2 separate regions of the Homo sapiens genome follow, and region 2 is linked to region 1. Evidence: chromatin loops called from intact Hi-C (ENCODE). Cell type or tissue: PC-3. All regions are shown on one strand. Links, peaks and the distances in the headings refer to the core of each region. The heading gives the core; the rest is flanking DNA.

Region 1 (2,814 bases), core at 103-2,602:
TCTCCCTCTCTCTTTATATATATATATTTTTATTTATTTTTGTTTGTTTGTTTAAGTAAAAAAGAGACTAGCCTGGGGAACATAGTAAGACCCATCTCTACAAAAAAAAAAAAAAAAAAAGGCCAGGCATGGTGGCTCAAGCCTGTAATTCCAGCACTTTGGGAGACTGAGGCAGGCGGATTACAAGGTCAGGAGAGCGAGACCATCCTGGCTAACATGGGGAAACCCTGTCTCTACTAAAAATACAAAAAAAAAAAAAAAATTAGCCGGGTGTGTTGGTGAGCACCTGTAGTCCCAGCTACTCGGGAGGCTGAGGCAGGAGAATGGTGTGAACCTGGGAAGTAGAGCTTGCAGTGAGCCAAGATCGCGCCACTGCACTCCAGCCTGGGTGACAGAGCAAGACTCTGTCTCAAAAAAAAAAATTAGCCCACTGTAGTGGTGCACACCTGTGGACCCAGCTACTTGGGAGGCTGAGATGGGAGGATCGCTTGAGCCCGAGAAGTTGAGGCCGCAGTAAGCTATGACTGTGCTACTGCAGGCCAGGCTGGAGCGAGACCCTATCTCGCCAAAAAAAAAAAAAAAAAGAAAGAAAAGAAATTAACGGAAAGTAGCAGATGGATTTACAATAGACCACATTAAAAAACAAACCTCCGGCTAGGCGTGGTGGCTCACGCCTGTAATCCCAGCACTTTGGGAGGCGGAGGCAGGTGGATCACCTGAGGTCAGGAGTTCGAGACCAGCCTGGCCAACACTGTGAAACCTTGTCTCTACTACAAATGCAAAAATCAGCCAGGCGTGGTGGCGCATGCCTGTAATCCCAGCTACTCAGGAGGCTGAGGCTGGAGAATCGCTTGAACCCGGGAGGTGGAGGCTGCAGTGAACTGAGATGGCGCCACTGCACTCCAGCCTGGGCGACAGAGTGAGACTCCGTCTCAAAAAAAAAAAAACCTAACGCAGAGATTATCTCAATGTTTTATGATCCCACATTAAACATGTATTATTTCTATAATGAGAAGTAAAAATTATTTTTTTAAAAAAGGAAGAATAGCTGCCTCAAGCTTTGCAATAAAAAGTAGTCTTAAAGACAAACTTAAGATAAATTTTCTAACAGTAAATGGGTCAAGAGCAAAGGACTTACTTTTTTATCGGTCACAAATTGTGAATTATATTACAGAAGCTTCTCAGAAACTACCCAGAAGGGAACTGACTTTGAGTCCACAAACCATTTATTTAATCAAGTATGGCACACCCACTCAGAATGCAAACAGTGCCTCTACCCATCCCTCTGAATTGCCTATTCTACCAATAAACACTGCTTCTTTCTTCCAAAAACTGAATCTAATTAAATCAACCAATTAACTGTCTTGCTCAAAGCGGTGCAAATTTCTATGGCACATGGGCAAACCCTAAAAAGTGGGCAAGTCTGACTTTTCTGAACATCCTAGTTCTAAAATACTATCTTAAGAACATAGCTGCTTACACATTTCCCAAGAATTCCTGTTAAAGAAAATTCCTGAGTATCTCAAATAACTCTGGAATTCTTCAGATGCAGCTATGTAAGAATCAAGATATGCTTCCCCTTAGAGTGAAAACTGAAATGAAAATCTTGTCCTCCAAGTTGTAAATTACATTATTTCTGAAAAGCCTTCAGGTATCTGAGGTATCTTATCAGGATCTGCTAAATCTAAATAGATATATGACTATTCTAACTATTTCTACTGTTCTAGCCTCATAACTATCGTCTCCTTTTCCTTAACTATCACATATAAACCCCCAGTTACTGTTTCTCCCTCAGTGGAAACAAAAGCTAGTAGCTATTTAGTAAACCAGCTTTATTAGTTATTTATTTGCCTCCTCCTAAGAAGCAAGACTAACACTTTGTTCTTTCTACTTTGCTTATTATTTAACATAAGAACACAACTTTTGCCCCAATTCCTTGAGATAGAATTTTTTATTCTGTAAGCCAGAGAGCTCTCATCCTTCTAATATCTCATTAAAACTACACCCAAAGGGAAAAAAGTTAGGGTCAAAACTGTCTCAAAGGTAGATAACTTTTTTTCTTTCACACTTATTAACTAACTCAGGAAAGTAAAAGGAAAACCTAAATCTCAAAACTTCTATAAAGAAATGGAAGCTCTTTTAAAAAGAGCTGTTAACGTGAAGTTTTAAAAACAAACACACAAACAAACTACTATATTTCAGGTGCAACCAAAACATGGCATTTATTTCATCAAATGTTAAATCCACAGGAAGAAATTTGGTAATTAAGATCATGGAATAATAATCCAATTTGCTATAGAGAAAAACTTGCTGCAAATCCCCTGGAGATCTTTAAAAACAGTACAGAATTTTCTATCAAGACTGATTTTAATAAACTCCTACAAAGAGATAAAGGACTGAATTAAATAAACTCCCAAAGGTTCTTTCCAATGCTAATGTAAAAGTTTCCCTCGGGCAAATTGCCACACCTTACCTCAAATAAAGGTTTGTGCTCCTCCCACTCATCTGAATAGCAGAGAGGAAAAATTACTGCTCTATTGTTCAACTGTTACTATTGTGAAAACTGTGTGTCTACTGTCATCACTAAACAGCAATGTGTGATTGTTTCATAACTCCTTAACACAGCATCTAGCTCATCAAATTCTAAACCCAAATCCAAGAGTTGTTCTTTTACTATACACATTCATTCATCTCTTCAAGCACAGAAACATACTCTTGAGAGTGTAAAGTGATCCTAGACGTTTCTGACTTCTCTCCTGTTCATTAAAAGACATGGTGGGAGATGTGAGGAAAAGAATTTACATCTCAACAATG
Region 2 (2,814 bases), core at 224-2,723, 49 kb before region 1:
CCCTACTAAAAATACTAAAAATTAGTCAGGTGTGGTGGCGCGCTCCTGTAATCCCAGCTACTCGGGAGGCTGAGGCAGGAGAATCGCTTGAACTCGGGAGGCAGAGGTTGCAGTGAGCCAAGATTGAGCCACTGCACTCCAGCCTGGGTGACAGAGCGAGACTCTAGCCTCAAAAAAAAAAAAAAGAAAATAACAGGTTACATAGTGATATTTAATAAGATCTCATTTCTCACTGTAAAACATTTTAGACAAGACAAAAACAAAAACAAAAACAAAAATGATGTTATCATCTATGATCCTTCCATCCACGGGTACACACCTAACATTTTGGTATACATTCTTCCAAACTTTTGTCTGTGCCTGTACACATTTTGGGAAAAGATGCTATTAACATACAGTTTGGTCACCTTTTCTGCCTATGTGTGTGTTTTAACTATGAAAGTTACGCATTTTTATTCTAAATAATCATTTTAATAATACACAAAGATATTTCCACTGAGGGAGGAAAGGTCTGGCTCAGGGCCACCCTCCTCTGTGCTCCCACAGCATCTATTCATAGCTGTACTTCAGCACCTGTCCACTATATTGTAAGGACTGGCTTATCTATTAAGTCTCTTCGTTAACCAGTCAGAGATCTTGATTTATTCACTTAAATACTGTTAGTCTTATGGCAAGATACACTATAGTCATCGAGTAAATGTATTTGAGTAACGGATCTGTAAACAAGGAAATGGGATGGAAAACTTCATGGTCAAATAAAAGGATAGTATTATATTTGTACAAGAGGCTTCCATCAACCTCTAATTTTAAAAGACTGGACCGGAAGAACATTTTAAATGTTGCTACTTTGTCTTCATTTATACTTTCAAGTGCTAATATAACTAATGTTAACTCCCACCATGGATCGAAAGAATAGCAAAACCAAGGCCAGCAGTGAATTCTTCAGCAAACTCACTGTTGTGTTTGAAGATTCTAATGGTTGCTCCTGACAGTCTGGCTCCCAGAACCAGTGATGCATGATTCAGTTCATCACTCAGAATCAGGCAACCCTGCAACATCACAGGAACAGAAAGGTAAGAAGCTGGAGGGGAAAGGGTTAGTTACACAAATCACAAAATGCCACAAACACTAATAGCTGTATCTTATTAAGGAAATTGTGCACAACAGCACAGTGATCAATTTTAAGAAGAGGAAAAAGGTGTACACGATCATTTGTTTTTTGTAAAGACACCTTAAAAGTAGATGCAAAATTCTAGCCTTTTAATTTAATATCTTCAGTCCCATGACTGATGTAAATACTCAGATATATGGCAACAGGTCTTTATTTGTATCTAAAACATGACACATCCGTCTCTAAAACGTTTTGGTTTCTTTACGTGAGAGAATTCCATGTAGTTTTAGTATCATGTTCTGTTTATCTGTGGGAAATGGCAGCTGATGGGGTCATGTCTGTGGAAATGGTGCATTCTCTCACTACTACTCATATCCAGAGTCCAGGGAAGATCCTACTTATTAACTTTTTCCCCACATAGCATGGACTGTAGGCTTCAGTTTTGTCTTAAAAATCCCCAAACAAGCTTTGCTTTAACACACAAACATCAGTTTCTGCTAAGGCAACTAAGAAAAGGTTGAAGATCTCGGTTTGGTTTTTTTTTTCACTGCAGTTCTTACTCTTCCATCTCTCAGGGGGCCCTTCAACCTGTCAGATCTCAACTCAGAAAAAGGTTTTTCTCTGTCAAAAATAGCCTCATAATATCCAATTAGATGAAAAGGGTGCAGAAAGTATATAGCATGCTCCCACGAGAATAAAAAGAAGAGAGAAGATACAAAGACACACAGTCATCCCTCAGTCTACAGGAGGACTTGGTTCCAGAACTGCCTCACCCTCACATTTATCCAAATCCATCCATGCTCATGTCCTGCAGTTGGCCCTGTGGGACCTGCAGGCCCTCCATATACTTGGGTTTTGTGTTCCATGAATACTATATTGTGTGTATGTGTGTGTGTGAGATGGAGTCTTGCTCTTGTTGCTGGAGTGCAGTGGTGCGATCTTGGTTCACTTGCAACCTCTGCCTCCCAGATTCAAGCGATTCTCCTGCCTCAGCGTCCCAGCTAGCTGGGATTACAGGAGCCCACCACCAGGCCCAGCTAATATTTGTATTTTTAGTAGAGATGGGGTTTCACCATGTTGGCCAGGCTGGTCTTGAACCCCTGACCTCAGGTGATCCACCCGCCTCAGCGTCCCGAAGTGCCAAGATTACAGGTGTGAGACACTGTGCCTGGCTGAAAACTGTATTTCTGCTCCATATTTGGTTGAAAAAAATCCACGTGTAAGTGGACCTGCATGGTTCAAACCATGTTGTTCAAGGGTCAACTATATATATACATGCTTATTTATTACAGAATATTCTTAAAGGAATACTTAAGAAACTTGTAACAGTAGTTGTGTTTGAAATTTTTATTATGCACATAGTATTTATTAAGATAAAAAAGCTACCTGGTTAAAAATGTACAGATTAAAAATGAAGTGGCCAGGCATGGTGGCTCATGCCTGTAATCCTGGCAATTTGGGAGGCCAAGGTGGGTGGATCACTTGAGGTCAGGAGTTCGAGACCAGCCTGGCCAACATGGCAAAACCCCATCTCTACTAAAAAGAAAACACAAAAAAATTAGCTGGGCGTGGTGGCAGGCGCCTCAAATCTCTGCTACACAAAAGGCTGAGGCAGTGAGGCAGTGAGCCGAAATTGTGCTGCTGCACTCCAGCCTGGGCAACAGAGGGAGACTCTGTCTGGGGGGAAAAAAAAAAAAAAAAGG

What was found. Peaks named below come from ENCODE experiments on the same cell type or tissue, not always from the same donor. Only the 100,000 strongest peaks of a DNase experiment are listed, where the experiment ranks them.
Region 2: it touches region 1 in a loop (9-fold over the local background); 19 of 110 quality-filtered maps call a loop at or near these places.

What each region holds. Positions count from the first base shown.
Region 1 is chr14:77,610,892-77,613,705 of GRCh38, forward strand. All of the region lies in intron 1 of SPTLC2 (serine palmitoyltransferase long chain base subunit 2), which reads right to left. Among named protein-coding and RNA genes, the nearest start is that of SPTLC2, 4.3 kb to the right of the region's middle. In PC-3, for the core only: no CTCF peak of the experiment used is centred there; no DNase peak of the experiment used is centred there; H3K4me3 peaks cover 1,010 bases.
Region 2 is chr14:77,561,441-77,564,254 of GRCh38, forward strand. It overlaps SPTLC2 (serine palmitoyltransferase long chain base subunit 2), which reads right to left. Exons shown (of 12, transcript NM_004863.4): 6 at 956-1,049. Among named protein-coding and RNA genes, the nearest start is that of SPTLC2, 54 kb to the right of the region's middle. In PC-3, for the core only: no CTCF peak of the experiment used is centred there; a DNase peak (open chromatin) is centred at 1,431; H3K27ac peaks cover 1,046 bases.